3 separate regions of the Homo sapiens genome follow, and regions 1 and 2 are each linked to region 3. Evidence: chromatin loops called from intact Hi-C (ENCODE). Cell type or tissue: heart right ventricle. All regions are shown on one strand.

Region 1 (8,000 bases), 200 kb before region 3:
TTATTTTTACTAAAACATCTCCATGGTGGATATTTCACAAACACTAATTTAATCAGTTGTTCTGGGGATGGATGCTAAAAAGTAGCTATTATATTTTGTTGACGAACTCCAAATGATTGTTGACTATTAAAATTGCAGTTGAGCACCTGTAGTTCATAGCAACTAACACTTCGGTCCACACAACCCTCGTGTGTATAAAATGAAACCAGTATATTAAAAGTCTGTCTGGCAAGCCACATCAAAATAGGTTTTTAAAAAGACGTTGATATTTTTAACAGGCAAAATCTGCAGGAACTCTTTTATTGCCTCAAAGTCGCAATTCTATCATCTACATGACTTATAAAATGGCACAGATGTTCTGCTTATTTTTATTATTCTTAAATCGTTGCTGAAGTCTACTTAAATCATCTTCATATGTTTAAGTGTGTGTCTCATGCATTCACCTCAACAATGTATTAAAGAAATGCTATCAAGGGAATTTCTCAACAAACTCTAAAGTTGTTCATGCTGCTCGTTAATAGACCTTACAGCAGTGGCAGCTGATGGATATATTGAGATAATCATCGAAAAAGCTGCGTTTAGCATAACTAAAACTTTTTCTCTCTATTCTGCCCATCTGCAGCTCCATAATTCTCGACAGAGCTACACAGAGGAAATGCACATATGAAGTTAAGTAAATGCACATACACACACGCAAAACCAGATCAAGACGCACGCACTGACAGTGGGAAGGTTCGGGAAGAAAGTGGTACAAACCCCAAATTGATTCTTTCCACGTGTTTAGCAATGCCAGCGGGCACGGAAGCCAGGGATCGGAACGTGCAGTGGACCTCGCTGGGGACGTAGCAGGCACAAGGATGCGGGCAGGCCAGCGCCACTCGCGGATGGCCCCAAAGCAGGATCAGCACCACGGAGAGGGCCCCCCAGTGCGCGCGCTTGGGCATCTTGTCGGGGTGCCTGATTCTCGGATACCTGAGGTAGAACAACGAAGAGATGAGCTTATTCACAGGTAGCACCGACGAACTGTGGGCAATTTTTAAATTTGAATTGTGCATCAGGGTTTCAAGCTTCCCAGGACTTCACACGATGTGTTGTAGTGACGCTTAAACCATGGGAATTGAGAAAGATGAAACATGGTTTTTTTTCTAAACTTTTCACCATTCACTTTAATCATGACTATAGAATATAGTCTTGATTCTTGGCTTCGATACTATGATTTGGAAATCTATCTTGCACTCTGTAATTGCGGCTATGAAACAGAGAGAGACGAGAGAGAGAGAGAGAGAGAGAGAGAGAAGAAAGAGGTTTATATTTATGTATCCATAATTAAAAAATAATAAAATATTGTGTTTCTGCCTCCAACAAGACTGAGCCATTATATATTGCATATATTTGAATTTAAAACTTCCCAAGAAGTGTTTATTCGTATTCTTTCCTTTAATGATATTTTTCAAACCTTTAATTCTAGCTTCTTGAAGAGCTTAAAGAGGTATTTGCTAGAAGGATATTCATCCTGTTATTTCTGGGTTTATTTACTATCCTTATGTTTTTGTCTTGGAAAAGCCAGAGAGTTTTTTTGATGATATAGAGTTGCTGTTAATCGGGGAGGAAGTTTGGGGGAACCTCTGATCATTCAATAAACAGGAAGGGACTGCTTATGAAATATATTCAGGCAAACAGAAAAAAATGGAGTCACTAAAAAATGGAAAAGCTCGGGTAAAGCTAGATTGCATCAGCTACTTCATTTAGAATGGCGGTGATCATTTTCTTCTTGTCCTGGCAATGCCTATGTCATCTAACATTTTTGTCATCTCTTGAATGGCGTTCACTTAAAAATAGTGACACACATGGAAAGTAAATAGGGATACACAACAAACACGCGCCTGCCCATTCGCCCGGGTTCTGAACGAGCGCGAACTGCTGATTAAAATTCTAAAACCCAGGCCGGACTCGGTGGCTCACGTCTGTCATCCAACACTTTGGGAGGCCGAGGCGGGCGGATCACCTGAGGTCAGGAGTTCGAGACCAGCCTGACCAACATGGAAAAACCCCGTCTCTACTAAAAATACAAACAAACAAACAAACAAAACAAAATTAGCTGGGCGTGGTGGCGCATGCCTATAATCTCAGCTGCTCGGGAGGCTGAGGCAGGAGATTCGCTTGAATCCGGGAGGCAGAGGTTCCGGTGAACCGAGATCGAGCCATTGCACCCCAGCCTGGGCAACAAGAGCGAAACTCCGTCTCAAAAAATAAAAATAAAATTCTAAAATCCTTCCTATAAGAGAGGAACATCCCAAACCTGTAGCTTTTCCTGCCTTTAAGTGACCTAGAAAAGGTTATTCTCTTAAGCCCGGGGGCGCGTCTCCCTTCAGCTGCCCATAAAGAACTGATGGCGCACAGGTAGTTTTGCAAAAAAGCAAGTCCGGGCTCCGCCTCTGGGCGCTGGAACAAACCGGCTCCTGCAGCTCTGCAAAAGTCCTCGGAGTTTTCTCTCTCGCCAGAGCCCGGGCTTTCCCCGCCCCTGCCTGCGCGCCTGACCTCGGCGCTGGGCTGGTTCCAAGGGCAGCCGCGCCAGTCCCCAGCGTCCTGTGCCTGCGGGCGGACTTGGCCCGGGCGTTCCATAGGACTCTTCAGCCCCAACTCCCTGTCCGGCCTCCCACCCCGGCACCAACCTCCCGGGAGACCCAGGAAACTCGCCCCCAGACAACCCTAATCCCGGGGACTCGGGGTCGGGTCTCTCCGCCGCGGAGAAAGCGGCCTGGCGCCAGCTAGGCCGCCAGAGACGGTCTGCGAACCCCGCCGGGAAGCAGGGGTGGGGGCGTGAGGCCGTCTGCTTTCGTCTTGGCCCTGGGCAGACAACCTGGAGTGGCCGGGCGGGCAGCCCTGAGCCCCTGGCCGGCTTCCAGAGTCCGCTGGGTCGCGTCGAGCTGGCTGCGGGATGAATTACGAGCTTTCCCGGAACGCGGCTGGGGTGGCCCTGCGAGTCCCCGCCGCCCGGGACTCGGACACCAAACCCCTTTTGTCTGCGTGATGACTGTCCCGGTTTTTTTGCATGGCTCGGATCACTCTAGGCGTTGGGCTGTCCCCTTTCCAGGGAAAGCCTGGGTAAGAGTAGGAGGAAAGAGGCGGGGAAGGAGAGGGGGAAGAGAGGAGGGAGAGGAGACTTGAAGTAGCCACAGCCTGAGCAACTTGGAAAGAGGCTCCTCAAGCGTCCTTTCCCCCACCGATTGCAAGAGCAGAGTGGGCTTCACTTAGGAATTCCGTTGGCAGCTTCCTAGAAACGCGGGATGGCGGGGTTGAAGGTCTCCAGAGAGAGCCAGGGATGGGGAGCGCTTTGGGGAGAGGGAGGAAAGGAGGCATGGGATGTCTGGGCTTAATTAGACCTATTCAGTGCATCCTCCTTCAAGATCCGGCTCTCCTCCCTATCTGATCCTTAGCTACTTAAAATTGCAGGAATTCAGGTATCCTGATTTCTTAGCAACTTCAAACAGTGCTGGGGAACGGTGCAATCTGCCTGCATGCAGGCCCTTTACCCCCAGTGTTTCCCTTGGGTGTCTCAAATCCCTTCACCCCCTGCAGGCAGACACGGCAGCCCTGGGGCGCCCTGGCCACCCTGGGTCCTCACCTGTCCTTGGGAAGCCGCCGCACACGGGAGCGGTGCGCCGGGAGCATCCACCGAGCCGGGGCGCGCGAGTCACGGCCGGGAGTTTGCCGGGGCCATGCCCTTCCCGGGGCCGGGGGTGAGGCAGCTCGGCTTCCCAGCGCGGCACAGCAAGCCGGCGCCCTTTTATTCCCGGCGCTGCGAGGCTTCCCCAAGTCCACGCCTCGGCACACCCCCACCCTGCCCCACCCCGGGGAGACGGGGCGCGGGCCCGAGCCAAGGGACCCTGGCCGCGCCGCTCTGCGCTCAGCCTTCCTCTCGCGTCTTCATTGCGCCTGGGCCCGGGTGGGCATGCCTCGCCCACTCCAGCTGCAAGAACCGCAGGCGGCTCGGGGAAGGAGGGCTCTTTGTCAGAGAGAAGTCCAGGACCCCAGGAGGGAAGGGCGAGATGCAGGGAGCGCGGTGGGAGCCGCAGTAGAGTCCGCGCTTGGAGAGCGCCTAAGCAGCGCTGGGAACGTTTCCGTTCCTTTCAGGAGAGAGAGAAGGAGCAGGGTTTGCGCTTCTCCGGGCCAGACGGTGTTTTCTCGGCAGCTCTTCCCAGACCGTGTGCAAGCAGGAGCGGGCTGGCCCCGCCGGCATCCCACTAGCTGCAGGCAGGGCTGCAACGTGAGAGCCGCCGCCACGCCCTCCCGCCTCTCCAGGACTCCCCGGCGCCCGCCTCCCTCCCCTTGCCAGAGTCTTCCTGCCAGAAAGGTGGAACGGCTCCCCTCCGGCTTGGGGAGCATTCGAGGGGCAAGGCGAGGGTTGGGACGTTCGGAGAGTCTGATGGTATTGTCTGGGGAGGGGGCGGTGGGAGGGTGGGAGCGACCTGGCGACAAGGCAAAAAGTAGAGGGTGCAGAGGGTAGGTCCCTATTCCAGGAGGCAGAGGAAGAGGAGGCGGCGGCTGCCTGGCTTCCTGGATAAGTCAGACCTGGAATGGTGGGGAGAGGTCAGGCGAGTATCTTCAGTCAGCAGAGCCAACCTGGGGTAAAAACATGGAGCTCAGACAGGTGTGTAGGGCCCGGAAAGGCACCATTGCACCAGCTTGTTGTAGGGTGCACCAGCGACTGCTTTTCGCTATACCTCTGGTTAGCCGTATTCCTCTCCCTGAACCAGCATTTTGACATGTCCTTAGGGTCAGTGTTTGCCTGTTGTGTTCTTTGATCTACAAAAGACATCTGTGAGTATAAAAAAAATTTTTTTTACAAGCCCAGTGGTACCATGTACTTGTACAACGAATCCTGTCTGCTGAGATGCCCCTGAAGCAGGCTGATGGCGTGCGGCATTTATGTATGTGTGTATGTATGTATATATGTATCTATGTATTTGAGACAGAGTCTCGCTCTGTTGCCCAGGCTGGAGTGCCAGTGGTGCGATCTCGGCTTACTGTAACCTCTGCCTCCGAGGCGCAAGCGATTCTCCACCTCCGTCCCCCATGCAGCTGGTACTAGAGGCTTGCGCCACCACGCTGGGCTAATTTTTTTTTTTTGGTGCGGACAGGGTCTCACTATGTTGCTCAGGCTGGACTCGAATTCCTAGCCTCAAGTGATCCATCCACCTCGGACTCCCAAAGTGCTGGGATTACAGGCGTGAGCCACCCAGCCCAGCAGGCATGCAGCTTTTAAAAGGCAATGCATGGAGAAAGTATAATTGAGAAGTGCCTGCTCTTTAGATTCAGAAGTCCTGCCCTACGTCCAGCACTCTGTCAGGGGGCTTTCAGGAGGAAGGAAGGACTAAGCCTAAGAAACAAGTTGCTTCCCCTGCATGAAGCGTGGTTCATCTTAGCTCCTCCTAAGAAACACAGCGTCTAGGAATTCCTCACCACCTGCCTCCTGCGCCTAGGGTGGCTTCCACAGAGTTGATAGTCAGGAAATACTGGTTCATAAATGGGAATTCATTCCTTCTCTAGCTTTAGTTTTCAGTGTGTGTTGACATAGTTCCAGGGATTAGTCAAATAATGCCCTTAGGTAGCCTCTTTCTGGGCATGCCCCAAACCCATTGATTAAATCACGAAACAAAACAAAACAAAAAACAACTGTCTCTTGAACATCTCTTTACCCTTGTTAATGATGTTGCCACCCATCTCGTCAGCTAAACTAGAAACTCAAGCCATCCTTGCCTTCTGCCTCTCCTTCATGTCTTCCTCATAGTCAACTGGTTGCCAAGTTTAGATCCTGATGCCTAAGAATCTCTTGGCCCAACGTGTTCTTCTCTCCACCTCTCTCACTGCGGTTGCATGGATATGTCTTAGATTTTGACAACTTCTTCCTCCACCAACTCCTTCTCATTCATCCCTTCCAGCCCATCACTGAGACTTAGAGGGATGCCATCATCCTCAAACCCAAGGCTGAAGTTTTCCATGGGTGGCCTGTGCCATGCCCTGTGCTTCCCAGCCTGTCCCTGGGATCTTCCTTTTGGTGATAGATCTGGCTTGTCAAGAACAAGTAGCACATCCCTGATTTTTGTTGTTGTTGGTTCACGCCACTGTTTTGACAAAGTTCTCCTCAATCTCCATTGTATAGTATTTCCTTACCTCCATGCCCATTGCTAAAGTGGGCTTTTTTCCTGCATTGTGGACAATCACTCACCTTCTTTTTATGCCGTCATAGCTTCTTGACACCTGGAGTATAGCACAGAGCTTAGCATACACTAAGCGTTCAATTGAATGAATGAATGAATGAATGTGCGCATGACTGACGTTGAATTCTATTAAGAAATGTCTAGATTTGGCCAGGCGCAGTGGCTCACGCCTGTAATCCCAGCACTTTGGGAGGCCAAGGCGGGAGGATTGCTTGAGTCCAGGAGTTTGAGACCAGCCTAGGCAACCTGGCAAAACCCTATCTCTACAAAAAAAAAAAAAAAAAATTAGCCAGGCATAGTGGCATATGCCTGTAGTTCCAGCTACATACTGGGGGCTGACATGGGAGAATTGCTTGAGCCTGAGAGGCAGAGTTTGCAGTGAGCCAAGTTCGCACCACTGCACTCCAGCCACAGTGACAGAGCAAGACCCTGCCTCAAAAAAAAAAAACATTTAAAAAAGTCTGGATTTCTCTGCAGTAAGGAAATCTGTTTATACTACCTTATCCAGGGGGATTATTATTGGCACATTTAATAGATAATATCTATCAATACCTCTAAATACTTGTGTTACCTGTACAATCTGCACCCCAAAAATGATTTATCGAAGTCTAGTTAAAGGCACAGGTTTACGGAAATGAGATGGTTAACTCAAACATAATGGCTTTAATTCCTTACAAGTGTGAAGTAAATAAAATATCAAGTCAACTAATTCAATTCTGCTTTGCAAATTTCATGCATGGGATGAAGGGGAGTGAGCAGCGGAAAGAGACCGCTGAATGGGAGCAGGGTTTTAGCTTAGGGTGACAGAAACGTTTTGGAACTACATGTAGGTGATGGTTGCACAATATTGAGGATGTACGAAATGCCATGACATTGTTACTTTAACATGGTTTACTTTACGATGTGAATTTCACCTCAATAAATTATTTTTAATAACACACATACTAATAAAAATAAATGCCTAGATTAGAAAAGTCCCAGGGCGTAACTTGTACAATAAATCCACAAATAAAGCATTATGGAATCTCGTCATTCTGTACTTTTTTTAAATAAAATGCATAGTTTGCTGCATTTAGTCTTTTTTGTTTTGATGTTTGTCCTGCTAATGTTGCCTGCTTGCTTGGTGATGTGTTCCCAGAGCAGGGACCATGTTTGATTAATTGTTGAATCCCTTGAAGTGCCAAGAGAGTTCCTTAAATACAAGAGGTTTGGAGTACATGTCGGTTAAATTAAATTCATCTGCTTGCTAATAATTCCACCATGTGGAGGGTGAGGAGGGATGATCAAATGAAGGGCAGGTCAGTCCTTGTAGCTACAGAATGTACTTCAAGCAAAAGCTCAGTGATTAACAAAAGGCCGGAGCCCTCCTAATCGCCAGATGCCATGGAACCTGAAGGATTGCAGCTTGTTGCAGGATGCACCAGTGACTTTTACCAGCCACTGCTTTTCACTGTTCCTCTGGTTAGCAGCATTTCTCTTCCTGAACCAGCATTTTGACAACATGTCCTTATTATCAACATTTGCCTGTTTTGTCTTTGATCTACAAAAGACATCTGTGAATATATATATATATATATATATATATATATATATAAAATAGAGCATTCAGAAGGAAATCCAAACAGGTTTGCTAGCTCACTTCCCATCACGCAACCCTGATCCTCCATCGAGACCCCCTTTCCTCTAGAAATGTGGAGGTAGGGAAACTTGCAGCCCAGGAGACCCAGGAGGCCCTTACCACTGGGGAGCCATCATCCCTCTGCCTCCGTCATAAGATCT
Region 2 (8,000 bases), 430 kb before region 3:
CCCAGAATGTGCCAGACCATTAATGAAGTATCTTATTTCCTTCTTAATTCAGCCTCATGATTTAGGTATAAACACTTGTGTGAGATTGCCCAGAGCTGCCATAAAAATCACCATAAACTTGGTGGTTTAAGAAAACAGACATTCATTCTTCCACAATTCTGGAGGCTAGAAGTTCAAAAATCAAGGTGCTTCCTCCGAGGCCCTGGGTAGAATCCGTCCTTGCCAATCCTTGAAATTCCTTGGCTTGTGGACATATCACTCCAATCTCTGCCTTTGTCATTACATGAATGTCTACGCTCTGTGTCTTTAAATCTCTCTCTCCTTATAGAGAGAGATTATAGTCATATAGAATTTAGAACCCACCTTCATCTACTATGACCTCATTTTCTCTTGATGGCATCTTTAAAGACCCTATTTCCAAATAAAGTCTCATGTGCAGGTACCAGGATTTAGGACTTTAATGTAACCTTCGAGGAGGTCATAATTTAACCCTTTGCACCCTTATATACCAAGAAGAGTACCTGGGACTTGGAAATGCTCTGTAATTTGCTCAGGAGAACACAGCTTAGGTGTTACTGGGCTGAGACTGGCACCCTAGCCATGCCAATCCCAAATCTCCATGTACATCAACCCTATGGTGTTGAAGTAGGAGGCGCGACTTGACTCCAGAGGTGGGGGTTGGACACCAGACCAGATTGAGGGCTAGCTAAAACAGGGCAGACCAAAGCAGCTTTCAGTCAGACACGCCCATCAGTGTGCCATGTCAATTTACCATTGCCATGGCAACACCCAGGAGTTACCACCTCTTTCCATGGCAATGACCCAATAACTCAACGATTACTACGCTTTCCCTAGAAATTTCTGCATAACCCGCACCTTAATCTGCATGCAATTAAAAATGGGTATATATTTTGGGAGGCCGAGGCGGGCAGATCATTTGAGGTCAGGAGTTTGAGACCAGCCTGACCAATATGGTGAAACCCTGTCTTTACTAAAAATACAAAAAAAAATTAGCTGGGTGTGGTGGAGCATGCTTGTAGTCTCAGCTACTCAGGAGGCTGAGGCAGGAGAATTGCTTGAACCCGGGAGGCAGAGGTTGCAGTGAGCCAAGATCGTGCCACTGTGCTCCAGCCTGGGAGACAGAGTGAGGCACGGTCTCCAACAAGGAAAAAAATACAAATAAAAATAAATGGGTATAAATATGACTTCAAAAAAAATATGCCCTGAGCTGCTACTCTCTGCCTGCAGGGTAGCCCTGTTCTGCAAGAGCAGTCACGGAGCTATAACACTGTCACTTCAATAAAGCAGTTTTCTTCTACCTCTGGTTTGCCCCTAAATTCTTTCCCGAGCTAAGCCAAGAACACTTGTGGGCTAAGCCCCACTTTGAGACTCACTTGTCCTCCAGGAGTGTCTCTCAAAGGTGCAACCCCAGGAGTAACATAATCATGTGTGTTCGTCAATTTGCAATTGCAAAAATGTGGAACAAGCCCAAATGCCCATCAATCAATGAGTGGATACAGAAATTATGGTATATATATGTACAATGGAATATTACTCAGCCATGAAAATGAATGAATTAATGGCATTTGCAGCAACCTGGATGGGTTTGGAGAGTAAGCGAAGTCAGTCAGAAACAGAAAACCAAACATCGTATGTTCTCACTCATAAGTGGGAGCTAAGCTATGAGGATGCAAAGGCCTAAGAGTGACACAGTGGACTCTGGGGACTCTGGAGGAAAGGGTGGGAAGGGGGTGAGGGATAAAAGACTACAAATTGAGTGCAGTGTATACTGCTCAGTGATGGGTGCACCAAAATCTCACATATCACCACTGAAGAACTTACTCATGTAACCAAACACCACCCGTTCCCCCAAAACCTATGGAACTAAAAAAAAAATTAGAAAATTATGTGTGTTTGACTTATTTCAATGGACTGATACTGTTGCCTTGTCTTTACTAAGGAGTAATATGAATGTGTCAGGTGAAATACAAATAACTGTCTTAATATTAACTATTAAACAAGGATATCTTTTTCCTAAGTGATTTGGGGCAACCATATTAGACCTTATTTGTCCACAAAAGAATTCCTTACAAAGGCTGAGCATTTTTCTGCCACTCTTTGTTCTAAGATCTCTAAAACATCTTCGTTTTCTCATCACTCTTAGGAGGAGGTTCGTTTTGAATTTAGAATACCCTAGAACAGAATCTTAGGATTTTAGCCTGAGAAATAACTTCTGAAATCGTTTTCTCAAATGCTCTTATATTTGCAGATGAAGAACACAGAGTGTGAAGACACGAAGCGGCTTTAATGAGTCTGCACTGTAAAGGGAGCAGGACCATGAGGTCTGAACCCAAGGTTGTCAACCCCAAATGCAAGGTCCTTCTCCCTCCCTGGCTCCGGTCCTTCCATTTTCTTTAACCACATGGCAAGGAGAAGGTAGTAGATAAAAGCAAGCTATGTACAACCAAGGGAACACGTTCTTTTCCACACAGTGGTGTTCAGAGGTGGAAAGAATGTTCTCTAGGGTTTGACACAATTGGGGTGAATGGGAATTGTTCTTCTTGCCAGCTAAATATCTTTGGACATATTCCCTAATCTATCTGTACTTCAATTGTTCCCTCTGTGAAATGCAACTAAAAAGTGTATTACCAGACTTACAAAGATTAATGGAGATAATATCTGTAAAAGACTTTGCACATAGCGCATAGGCCCATAGGTAGCTCTTAATAAGTATTATATTTCCTTTTCTAGTGGTTATTTTGAAAATACCTTAAGATTAAAATTGAAAGAATGTCATCTATCAAAATGATACAAACCTTTGCCATTGGTCTAAACACTCCAAACTCAATGCTTAATTAACCTATCATGACCCATTGCATCGAGAAAATTACCTTCACCTGCCTTGTCTATCCGAGGTGGTCAATATTTTCCATATGCCCCTTAAGCCCTTAATTAACCTTTTTCCCTAAATAGAAAGATAAATTATACAATTCAGTCTGCAAATATAGTTACTTAAGGGATGTCTATTATTTCCTCATTCTGAATTATCCTTTAAATAATTTATATTCTTTCCTTCGCATTGAGGAATACAAGCCTGATTGAGCACTGCGTGTTTTTAATCATTACATGAATTTAAACACTAGGTGGCATGCTAATATAGCTGCCTGCACAGCTAGCTCCAAATTCCTAATATGATAAATGTGTGCATTTATTTCATTTTTGTAAAGATAGCATACATTTTAACTTTATTCTCGGAAGAGGAATTTGAAAAGGAAAGACACCTTTTTCAACTCATATTGTTTGATTGCATCCAGAAATTCACCTCCACCTACTTTATCCATCTGAGGTGGTCAGTATTTTACATAAGCTCCTCAAACCCTTAATAGCTTTGAAGGAATGGAATGCATTGCCTAAAGTTTCAGACAGGAATAACAGAAAGCAAAAATTAGAGAAACAAAGACAGAAGGGTAGCGGGGGAGAGAGACAGAAGTATCAAGGTGCATCATTTATCATCTGGAGTTTTCTAAGCACATATATTTTAATTACAACTAGCATGTGTGATCCGTGCTACTCATTCATCCCCCAGAGTGTGAACATAAATGGAGAACCTAGAATAATCCAGGCACTGGTCTAAAGTTGGAGAAAAGATACGTAGTTTCTTCTGTCTCAAGACCGTGTTCGGAGGATGAGTAAAGCAACGTGAATTAGAGTTGAGATGGGCCAACAATAAATAATCTCAAAAGGCTTGGCTGAAAGCAGCACCCGCACCTCAGATCTTGGCTATAATTTAGCTAAGGAAGCAGTGTATTTAGAAGCCTACTTGCAATGATTTTTTCAAATCCAAATCTTTTATGAAATTTGACTTGGGTGGTACAGGGATTCAAGAGCAAATCCCAAATTGGATGGACCCACAAATGGTAAAGACTCCTAGGGTTAGGGTTATAGGGTTTTCCTTACTCAGATCTGCAAATGGCCTCAGAAGCCCTGCCTCTGGCTGGAGCGGGTTTCCTTAGCAGTGTTGTAAAAAAAAGCGGGAGATACAGGAAGTACACATTGCATGGAAGCACAGTTTGTATGGGTGGATACCTTGGGGTGATGTTATGGGGCGATGATTAGTTGCCCGGCCACCTCTTGGTGAGGGTAATTGAGCAATGGACATTTTCCAGCTGCGGATGGCAGGATGACAGTCAGATTCTGCAGAATAGAAAGCTTGGATTCTGGTTCAGAAAAATCCTGCCTCTTCAAGTATGCCTTGTTTGATTTTCCATTGCATTTAGACGACATGCAAGTGAAACCCCCACTTGGAAAATGCCAAATATCCACCCACATCTCCAGCCTGTATCCATTCTTTAAACAGTAAAGACTTCCTTCCTTCTTTTTTTTTTTTTTTTTCTGAGACAGGGTCTTGCTCTGTCACCCGGGCTGCAGTGCAGTGCTGCAATCATCTTTCACTGCAGCCTCGACCTCCCAGGCTCAAGTGTCCTCCTGCGTCAGCCTCCCAAGCAGTTGGGACCACAGGTACGAGCCACCACTCCCTCCTAATTTTTGTATACTTTGTAGAGATGGGGTCTCACGATGTTGCCCAGGCTGGTCTCAAATTCCTGGGCTCAAGCCATCCGCCCTGCTTGGCCTCCCAAAGTGCTGGAATTACAGGCATGAGCCACCATGCCCAGCCTATTTTTGTTTCTTCTAAGCAGAATTTTGATCAGCAATCCAGATTCCCTAACTTTAACCCCAAGAGCCGAATTTAGGTCCTTGCCAGAGAAATGCTATCTATGGTATAGACTTAGGAAATATGCATATTTAAGAGGAAACTTTTGAAGAAACCCACTGTTGCTATCAGTATGAGTAATAATGACTTAAGCAACCTCAGTTCTTGGCATCATTCCTTTGTGGATAGAACCAGGTATATAGTTTGCAAGGCCGAGTGCAAAATGAAAACGCTCAGCTCTTGGGGAAACAGGTAAAAGTAAAAATAAAATGGTTATGTCTGTTAAAGCAAACTAAATATGGCCTGAGAAGTACTCCGTACTTCTATATTTGAGTCCTTGTGGATGAAGGGTATCCTAGCTTAATAGGCAAACAAAATTGAAAACCTAAGTTAATAGCATGCATCTGTAACAATAGCTGAGTGTTGGCCAATCCCAGCGGCCATACTTCAACCACTCATAGACTGCTGAGTGTTCAAACTGCGTTCAAATCAGGCAAACGCCGAGCAGTAATCCATTTCACTGTTTCCGTACCGCACTTCCGATTCCTGTACCTCTCTTTACCTTTTTCTTTTTTTTTTTTTGAGACGGAGTCTCACTCTGTCGCCAGGCTGGAGTGCAGTGGTGCGATCTCGGCTCACCGCAAGCTCGGCCTCCCGGGTTCGTGCCATTCTCCTGCCTCAGCCTCCCGAGTAGCTGGGACTACAGTCCCCCGCCATCACGCCCGGCTAATTTTTTTTTTTTTTTTTGTATTTTTAGTAGAGACGGGGTTTCACTGTGTTAGCCAGGATGGTCTCGATCTCCTGACCTCGTGATCCACCCGTCTCGGCCTCCCAAAGTGCTGGGATTACAGGCGTGAGCCACTGCGCTCGGCCCACTTTACTTTTTTTGTCTATAAATTTGTTCCGACCATGAGGCACCCCTGCAGTCTGTCTGAATCTGCTGTGATTCTGGAGGCTGCCTGATTCAATCAAATCTTTTCTTTGCTCAATTAAACTCCATCAAATTTCACTTGTCTGAAGTTTTCTTTTAACAGCTCCTTGTTCCAAAATGTTTAAGAATTTCGATAGGGTGCCAGCAGAACAGAAGGAAAAACAACCACAACAATAATAACTTTTTCCTCTGTCCTCCTCAGTTCTCCAGCTACTGCTCTGGAAATTAAACTGTCAAAAGAACAAAAGAAAAGCAGAATTTATTAAGACATGCAGTGCATATACACATGTGGTGAAACTCAGTGATGAATAACTCAAAAGCATGGTTAGAACTTGGGGCGCATACAACAAATCAGCCAAGAACAATACATTTGTCAAGAAGGAAAAAGGCAAAGGAAAAAGGCCTTTTAAGCTCCTAGGAGCTGCAAACTTTGAGAAGACAAATACAGGAGGAAACAAATGGAAGATAAAGGCAAATTGAGTAAGGTTTGTTATGTAGATTCCTCTAGGCCTGTGTCTCTGGTAATTAACAGTCTAAGTCTACTTTCAGGCAAATAGGAGAGTGCAGAGAGTTTTTTTTTTTCCCCACTCCCTTAGCTGACTTGCTTTTATTGTTTGAGTTAAAAAAGAACGAGATCATGTCCTTTGCAGGAACACAGTTGGAGCTGGAGGCCATTATCCTTAGCAAACTAGCACAGGACCAGAAAACCAAATACCGCATGTTCTCACTTACACATAGGAGCTGAATGATGAGAACACACGGACACAAAGAGGTGAACAACACACATTGGGGCCTTTCGGAAGGTGGAGCGTGGGAGGAGGGAGAGGATCAGGAAAAATAACTAATGGGTATGTGAACCCAGAAAGTCTGAGACAGGTCTCAGTTAACTTACTTTCTTTTGCCAAGGTTGAGGACGCGCCGTGACACAGCCTCAGGAAGTCCTGACGACATGTGCCCAAGGTGGTTGGGGCACAGCTTCGTTTTATACATTCAGGGAGACATGAGACATCAATCAATATATGTAAGAAGCACATTGATTCGGTCTAGAAAGGCTGGACAGCTTGAAGCAAAGGCAGGAAGACTGGAAGCAGGGAGGGGGTTTCCAGGGCACAGATAGGTGAGACACAAACAGTTGCATTGTTTTGAGTTTCTGATGAGCCTTTCCAAAGGAGGCGATCAGATACGCATCTCTCAGTGAGCAGAGCGGAGACTTTGACTAGAATGGGAGGCAGAGGCCCTAAGCAGTTCCCAGCTGGACTTTTCCCTTTAGCTTAGTGACTTGGAGACCTCAAGATATATTATCCTTTCACAGGTTCTAAGCTTAATGCCTGGGTGATGAACTAATCTGTATAACAAACCCCCATGAGAGGTTTATTCTGTTTTCTTTTAGCAGCTCTTGCTTCTCATTTGTCTTCAGCTCAAAATAACCCTTATGCCAAAGGGCTATCTTTTGGGTTGACCTATCCTGCTCTCCCACAAGAGCCTTCAGCAAAGTTTACAGTTGTCTTGCAGAAGACCACCCGGGTGGCCAAATAGTGTAATAGAAAGGAGAGGTTTGTTTTTTTATTATACTTTAAGTTCTAGGGTACATGTGCACAACGTGCAGGTTAGTTACGTATGTATACATGTGCCATGCTGGTGTGCTGCACCCACTAACTCGTCATTTACATTAGGTATATCTCCTAATGCTATCCCTCCCCCTCCCCCCACCCCACAACAGTCCCCAGAGTGTGATGTTCCCCTTCCTGTGTCCAAGTGTTCTCACTGTTCAATTCCCACCTATGAGTGAGAACATGCGGTGTTTGGTTTTTTGTCCTTGCTATAGTTTACTGAGAATGATGATTTCCATGTTCATCCATGCCCCTACAAAGGACATGAACTCATCATTTTTTATGGCTGCATAGTATTCCATGGTGTATATGTGCCACATGTTCTTAATCCAGTCTATCATTGTTGGACATTTGGGTTGGTTCCAAGTCTTTGCTATTGTGAATAGTGCCGCAATAAACATACGTGTGCATGTGTCTTTATAGCAGCATGATTTATAGTCTTTTGGGTATGTACCCAGTAATGGGATGGCTGGATCAAATGGTATTTCCAGTTCTAGATCCCTGAGGAATTGCCACACTGTCTTCCACAATGGTTGAACTAGTTTACAGTCCCACCAACAGTGTAAAAGTGCTCCTATTTCTCCACATCCTCTCCAGCACCTGTTGTTTCCTGACTTTTTAATGATTGCCATTCTAACTGGTGTGAGATGGTATCTTATTGTGGTTTTGATTTGCATTTCTCTGATGGCCAGTGATGGTGAGCATTTTTTCATGTGTCTTTTGGCTGCATAAATGTCTTCTTTTGAGA
Region 3 (8,000 bases):
TGTATCTACAAAGACATTTAAAAATTAGCTGGGCATGGTGACATACACCTGTAGTCCCAGCTACTTAGGAGGGGCTGAGGTGGGAGGATTGCTTGAGCCCCAGAGTTCGAGGCTGCAGTGAGCTATCATCATGCCACTGCACTCCAGCCTGGGTGACAGAGTGAGACTCCGTCTGAAAAAATTAAAAATAAAAAAATTAAAATAACCATTTTCATGTTTTTATAGCAAACTTAAATATACATATAAATATATGTACTCAATATGCACTTTTAAATTTTAGTGAAATAAGCTTTTGTGTACCTTATCTGAAAAAAACCAACATTTCTTCCTAAACTCTTCTCTCCTGAAAAACAACAGTAGTAAAGATAATAAGTAGCATGTTTGCTAATTGAAAAAACTAGCACAGCAGCCAGAAGGAAGAACAGCAATGTTGATGTTTAAAGGAGGACTACAATTTTAAGCACGAGCTTGTGGTCAGTTTATTTGCATTGTTTGGCTTTTCCACTCAACATGTTCCAGAAGGTTCTAGATTTATATTGAAGAAGAGTTTTATAAGTTGGACAGTGATGTTATTTGTTTTCGAAAAGCAGTGACACTGATGGCCTTAGAGGCTAGGTACCTTAGAAAGGATATATTTTCATGTGCATAGAAAGATTCCTCCCTCCCTCCCTTCCTTCCTTCACTAAAAGCCATCCTTAGCTCAAGGAGAGGGAGTGCTTCCTTGCTAACAGCCTTGCAAGACACGGGATTCTCCAGGCAGGACGAGGAGCTGAACATTTCCAGAAACCTGGTCAGATGGTTCTGCATTCTTCTAAAAGATTTGCTGAGACACATCCACTTGCTGCCCTCATGGCAAAAGATCGCATAGATCTTGTTGCCATCTTCTGTGTCTCAGCGAAATAGCCCTGAGCAAAATCGCACATTAAATCTTCTGGTTGCAGAGTTAACTCATCTGTTCTCAAACAACCTGGCTTACAGAAGTGGATGCCAATCCAAAGCATGCCCAGAGGGCACATGGGTATTCTTTAATGAGCCAACTTTCATTACATAAGACACTCAATTGTGATCATTGGTGAATTTATCAAGTTGGCAGGGCATGTTTCCACACAGTCATCCTTTTTATTCTTCAGACATCTTTACTCTTTCATCAGCCCAGAGAAACAAATGTTTAGAGACGATGATATTTTCTCAATGTGTACTGCAGTTTACTATGCAGAACCCCTAACATAGACACCAGCTCTCATGGCCTGAATGCTTTGATTACTGTAGATGATCAATTCAGAGGTATTATTAGATCTCAGAGTGAATTGATTTTTGGTTTTTTTTGGAAGATGGGAAAGGTGGAGTTCACCAAGAGTCACTCTGCTCATTCCAAGACCCTCAACTCTCCATGAAGTTCTTCATTTTTGTCTCAAGTAATTCTTTTAAGTATATGTGCTCACCCAATAAAAATCTCTGTCTTGGTGAAATTGTGGAGGTGTAAAGTCAGACAGAGAGAGAAACTCTTGTTGCCTTCTTTAAAGGATAAACATGCCTTTTTCTGATCAAACTTGAGACCCTCCAAAATTAAACTAGCTGTTAAGTGTGTGACCCCAAAAGGAAAGGAAAAGGTAAAAGGAAGGAAGGAAGGAAGGAAAAGAGGGAGGGAGGGAGGGAAGGAAGGAAGGAAGGAAGGAAGGAAGGAAGGAAGGAAGGAAAAGAGGGAGGCAGGGAGGGAGGGAAGGAAGGAAGGAAGGAAGGTAGGAAGGAAAAGAGGGATGCAGGGAGGGAGGGAAGGAAGGAAGGAAGGAAGGGATCTTTCTATGCACATGAAGATGTATCATTTCTAAGGTACCCAGCCTCTAAGGCCATCATTGTCACTGAAATGTTGTTGTTGCTGTTGTTTGTTTTTGAGAGAGTTTCACTCTGTTGCACAATCACAGCTTCACTGCAGCCTCAAACTCCTGGGCTCAAGCAATCCTTCTACCTCAGCCTCCCAAGTAGCTGGGACCACAGGCGCATGCCACCATGCCCAGCTAATTTAAAAAAAAAAAATTTAGAGATGGGTCTCACTACGTTGCTCAGGCTGGAGATTATTTTTTAAACCAAAAAATATGAGAAATCCTTAGCCCCCTACTTCCATTTGTATTTTGCTTCTATCTAAAAAGTACCCAAGTTGTTTAATTTCACAACCTGAAAGCACTGGAAAGCTTTAGATTGGAAATGCAGGATTTCACTTTATGCGATGGGACTAGACCATCACAAGATCTAGTGGTGACTTGAATTTTGATGCCACAGATAATCCTCTTTGTTCAAAGTGCCCTGTTTAGAAATTCATACATCAGGCAATGCAGCCCTTACAATATGTTTTCATTGTGATATTGAGGAAGAAAAGATACAGGAAGGGAGAAAGGAAAAGATGCAAAAAATGAGGAAAACATTACATACTTTATAAAATATAAGAACCATAGGCTGGGTGTGGTGGCTCACACCTGTACTCTTAGCACTTTGGGAGGCCAAGGCAGGAGGATTGCTTGAGCCCAACAGTTCGAGACCATCCTGGGCAACATAGCAAGACTCTATCTCTAATTTTTTTCATAAAAAATAAAATAAAAAATAAAAAAGAACTATGAAAAGAAGGGTTTTTTTTGCCCTCAGGAAACTTGCAATCTAAATTTTCTTCTAAACCCGGATTTGCTTTAAATGACTTGTCTAAATAAACTTATCTTTCCATGTCATTTTTTATCTTGTTTTTTTAGTTGTTGTTTGCTTACTAAACCTAAGCCTGGGGGCCAGGAGTGGTGGCTCACACCTGTAATCCCAGCACGTTGGGAGGCCAAGGCAGGCGGATCACTTGAGGTCAGGAGTTTGAGACCAGCCTGGGCAACATGGTGAAACCCTGTCTCTACTAAAAATACAAAAATTAGCTGGGTGTGGTGGTGAGTGCCTATAATCCCAGCTACTGGGGAGATTGGGCAGGAGAATCACTTGAACCTGGGAGGCGGAGGTTGCAGTGAGCCGAGCTCGCGCCACTGCACTCCAGCCTGGCAACAAAGTGAGACCCTGTCTCAAAAATAAATAAATGAAGAACCTAAGCCTTGAAGAAATAAATCTTTTAAAATTTCATTATGATTTTACTTTTGCTACCAACAACACCAGCCTTCTCTAAAAATCTAACTTTTGCTTGTCAACACTCAAAAACAACATTGGTGGAAGCCAAATGTACCTCAAAAGATGAATTTCATGCTTTTTTAGAGGAAAAAGCCTCATGAACTGTGCTAGGTATTTTGATGATCAGCTCTTCGCATGGACATCTTGTCATGAATATTTATTCATAGGACATTTTCTTTTCTTTTTTAAAGGCTAATTGATATTTTCATCTGAGCCAAACAGTAAATGTGGCATAGGGAAAGTTGTGTCTCACTATTGGATTCCTGAGTTAGTGAAAGAAAAGAGCTTGTATCTTCTAAAAGTGGAGGTGAATTATGTTTATTCTATAAAATACATAATAAATATCAATAATAATAGATACATAAGAGTCATAATTCTCTATGGGAAGTTATTTCTATAGCGGAGTAAGAAAAATCTACTGAACCTCCCTCTCTGCCACCACAAATAAACTTCCACGTCCCCAGGGAAAACCTTGTTAAGTGGTATACACTGCCCTCTTGTGCAGACTGTTTAAACAGAAAAGATCTCACGCACCTATTACATAAAACATTTTTTAAAGCTCTGCATAAAGGAGGAAGACAACTAAATCTGCCAAGGTTTCTTGTTGATTTATTATAGCTGTTTCATAATCCACAAAGCCATAGTCAGCAATACCCGCAAACATTCTGTATACAAACGACTAGCTAGGTTTACAGTTCAAATGAGTATAAACTAAATTGTTTCTGTTTCCAAGAATTAAGCAACCATGGATTTTTTTTAAATGTTCCAATTCGCAATGTTCAAATCTATGTGGTACACTTATCTTTTAAGCGTTTTGCAAGATGCACCAGCACCACGTATAATATGATTCGCCAGCCACAAAAGAACCAGTCATGCCTGAGATTTCTAGAAAATTTTACAATGGTTAAAAATGTCTCCACTGGGGCGTTTGTGTTGGTTTTCCTGAAAGGCATGGGATGGTCGTGCAGCCGATTCTCATAACGTCGGGATTGCTTTCTCTCTCTCTCTCTCTCTCTCTCTCTCGTCTCCGTCTGCAAAACAATGGAGCAGGGTTTTCCTGGCTTCTTCTGCTTAGCGCCACTTTTCTTTTCTTTTTAATTCCCAGGTCCACAAACAATTTTTAGAGCTAAAAGAAAAGGTATGTGGCAATACTTAATTGCTGGACCCATGAAGCCAGGAGGATCTGAGACTCACTCCGAGAGCCAGGGACTTTCCAATGCGTTGGGAAGCAGCCTCTGCAGGAAGCTCGGCATGGGAAAAAGCTGTACCGGCTGCAAATCGTCCCTTCTGGTTCCGGCGAGTGACAGCAGAGGGTGACACAGATGCTCACATTGTCAGTGGTCCTTGCTGTGTTCATCTGACCCTGCGGTGCTCCACACAGGCAACTATGTCCCCAGGGACACTCGACAATGTCTGGAGATAGCTTTGGGTGTCGCAACCGGGGTGGTTGGTGCTCCGGGCATCTGGTGGGTGGAACCCAGGGACACTGCTCAACACCCTGCAGTGCACAGGACACCCCACCCCAGAGGATCATCCACCCAGCCTTAAATGTCCACACTTTGAGAAGGACTGTACTAGAGGATTGATCTGTAGCATTCTAATCCTTATCAGAATCCCAACCTCCATGGTGTCAAGGGAGAAAAACGTGTGTCTCTATTCACGAGAGAAAGAAAAGCTGAGTATCAGGCAGGACTGGGGTGTGCGGAAGCAGGTGAAGTGGAGCTTCAGAAGAGTGGCCCCATGGGCTTTTGAGGGGACTTCTCTGTTGGGTCGTCTAAATCTTCATCCCAAACTCCCCAGTCAATATGTGGTGGATTCGTGTGAAACAAAAAGAGACCAATCGATTTATCTTCATCACCTAAGAGGCCATTCATTATGAAGTAGGAGACCCAACTTGACTCCGGAGGCAGGGACTTAGACTTTGGACCACACTGAAGACTAGCTAAAATAGGGAAGTGGCAATAGCAATAGCTCCTCTCCATAAGACACGCCCACCAGTGCCATGTCAGTTTACTGTTACCATAGCAACACCTGGAAGTTACCGCCCCTTTCTGTGGCAATGATCCAAGAACATGGAAGTTACTACTCTTTTTCTTGAAATCTCTGCATAATCTGCCCCTTAATTTGCATGCCATTAGAAGTGGGTATACATATGACTCCAGCACTGCCTCTGAGCTGCTGTTCTGGACGCACTGCCTATTGGGTAGCCCTGCTCTGCCAGGAGCAGGACCTCTGCTGCTGCTGCTGTGCACTGCCACTTCAGTGAAAGTGGGGGTGGCTCACGCCTGTAATCCCAGGACTTTGGGAGGCTGAGGTGGGTGGATCACTTGAGGTCAGGAGTTCGAGACCAGCTTGGTCAACATGGTGAAATCCCATCTCTACTAAAAATACAAAAATTAGCCAGGTGTGGTCATGTGCACCTGTAGTCCCAGCTACCAGGAGGCTGAGGCAGGAGAATCACTTGAACCCTGGAGGTGGAGGTTGCAGTGAGCCGAGATCACGCCACTGCTCTGCAAGTTGCTGTCTAACACCACGGGCTCACCCTGAAATGTTTTCCTGGGTGAAGCCAAGAACCCTCCCAAGCTAAGCCCCCAGTTTGGGGGCTCACCTGCCCTGCAACAATTAGACAACCACAGTCTGAATCAAGGACTCTCTGAATGGGATAACACATAGGTTCCTACGACAGCGAGGAAACTTCTAGAATTGCCTGGGGCTAAGGGTTTCCCCAGGATGTGGGACCTTCAGCTTTAAAACCACAAAAGTCCTGGGCAAACTGTAACAGACAGCCAATAAGCACAGTTATTCTCCAGCCTGGCTCCAGAGGTCTTCGCTAGGCAGCAATTTAATTTTTAATATGGAAAATATGGCTAAAACTTATTTTTATAGTATTTTAGGAAACAGGGCATCATTATCTCACATTGCAAATTTAAATCCCAATAGATATTAGACCTTCAAAAAATAAGAATAAGGAGAATTTGCTTAAAATTGCAAATAGAGGAATGCTGTCATGAACTTCCTACTTTGTATCTGTCATAATTCTGAATCTAAATCACAATTAGCCTGCAACTGACACTGTAATAGTCACCAAAATTTGCAATACCTGCACAGAGTATAGTCAAAGAATTTCAACCAAATCCTTTCTGTTGATCCAACAAAATAAAATGTATACAGATATGAAGGGCATTGGAGAATGGTGAACAAGTATACTTGGCGTGGCTGGAGCAGTGGCTCACATCTTTAATCCCAGCCCTTTGGGAAGTTGAGGTAGGAGGATTACTTGAACCTAGGAGTTCGAGACAAGCCTGGGCGACAGAGCAAGACCCTATCTCTAAAAATATTTTAAAAATTAGCCAAGCCTGGTGGTATCTACCTGCAGTCCCAGCTACGCAGGGGGCTTAGGTAAGAGGATCGCTTGAACTCAGGAGGTGGGGGCTGCAGTGAGCTATGACTGCACCAATGCACTCCAGCTTGGGTGACAGAGTGAGAACCCCGTCTCTAAAAAAAATAAACTTAGGAAAATAAAATAAATAATAAAAAATGCACTCCAGCTTGGGTGACAGAATGAGACCCTGTCTCTAAAAAAATAAAATTAGGAAGATAAAATTAAATTTAAAAATAAAAAAGATACTTGGTGAATTTCTCCTCCACAGGGGAGCTGGCTCCCAGAAGGAAAGAAAGGCCATCCACATTCTACAGATGAACAAGTTCACTCCTCACTGAATCCTGTGCATTAGCTTCTCAGATCATCGCAGGATCTCCTTGACTGGAAAGTCAGAAACAACCGTGGCCATAACTACCACCATCAAAACCAGGAATACACTCCTTGCATTTAGGATTAGATGCAGGTTTTGTGGGAGCTGAAGCTTACAAAATTTCAGAAGTCATCTTTCAGAAAATGAATTTGAATGTATCTTACTTTGGGGGATTTTACAAAACTGTACAACCATGTGCAATGAACTGAATGCTTGTGTCTCCCACAATTCCTATGCTGAAATCCTCACCCCCAAGATGATGGTGTCAGGGGGTGAGGCCCTTGGGAGGTGATGAGGTCATGAGGATGGAGCCTCCTGAATGGGATAGATGAGAGATCAATATATACATAGACACAGTTAGGAGGAGATGTCACTTAATAACATGCAAAAGTATCAAAATACAATTGCAAATATATAATATTCATAAAATAAAACATATATACTTACTTTTAAAAAAATACACTATGATTAAACTAGTCATAAAATCAACAACATTCTAAATGTCTAACTAGTCATAAAGTTACCTGTTATAACTTTTGTCATTATTGCATATCAGAGTTTCCCAATCTTGGCACTATTGATATTTGAACCAAGTAATTCTTTATTATGGGAAGCAGCCTGTGCATTGTAGGGTGTTAAGCAGCATCCCTGGCCTCTACTCACCACATGCCAGTAGTACTCTCCCCAGGTGTATTAACCAAAAGTACAAGCAGACATTGCTGAATGCCCCCTGGGGTTTGGGTATGGAGTTCAGAATCACCCCAACTGACAACCACTGACATAGACCTGTGACTTCATTTCCTTACCATCTGTGATTCAGTTTCTCATAGTGTGTGATGGTGAATTTCATATGTCCACTTGGCTAGTGTGATGGTGAATTTTATGCGTCCACTTGACTGGCGTGATGATGAATTTTATGTATCCACCGGGCTGGTGTGATGGTGAATTTTATCCACAGTGCCCAGACGTGTGGTCAAAGGTTACCCTGGATGTTACTGTGTGGGTGTTTTTGGATGAGATGAACATTTCTTTCATGCGCGTCCATGTGAAGAGACCACCAAACAGGCTTTGTGTGAGCAACAGGGCTGTTTATTTCAC

Evidence for each region. Peaks named below come from ENCODE experiments on the same cell type or tissue, not always from the same donor. Only the 100,000 strongest peaks of a DNase experiment are listed, where the experiment ranks them.
Region 1: it touches region 3 in a loop (3-fold over the local background); 7 of 110 quality-filtered maps call a loop at or near these places.
Region 2: a loop joins it to region 3, with 10 times the contacts of the local background. A loop is called at or near these places in 18 of 110 quality-filtered maps.

What each region holds. Positions count from the first base shown.
Region 1 is chrX:3,342,890-3,350,889 of GRCh38, forward strand. It overlaps MXRA5 (matrix remodeling associated 5), which reads right to left and starts at 3,763. Exons shown (of 7, transcript NM_015419.4): 1 at 3,626-3,763; 2 at 757-972. The coding sequence starts at 944. In heart right ventricle, no CTCF peak of the experiment used is centred here; DNase peaks (open chromatin) are centred at 2,522 and 3,012; H3K4me3 peaks cover 2,803 bases; H3K27ac peaks cover 2,794 bases; H3K27me3 peaks cover 2,986 bases.
Region 2 is chrX:3,114,699-3,122,698 of GRCh38, forward strand. No RefSeq gene overlaps it. Among named protein-coding and RNA genes, the nearest start is that of ARSF, 77 kb to the left of the region's middle. In heart right ventricle, a CTCF peak has its summit at 3,131 (motif pointing right); no DNase peak of the experiment used is centred here.
Region 3 is chrX:3,545,211-3,553,210 of GRCh38, forward strand. No RefSeq gene overlaps it. Among named protein-coding and RNA genes, the nearest start is that of SNORA48B, 17 kb to the left of the region's middle. RefSeq lists an enhancer at 7,422-8,000. In heart right ventricle, a CTCF peak has its summit at 3,643 (motif pointing left); no DNase peak of the experiment used is centred here; H3K4me3 peaks cover 1,175 bases; H3K27ac peaks cover 1,323 bases.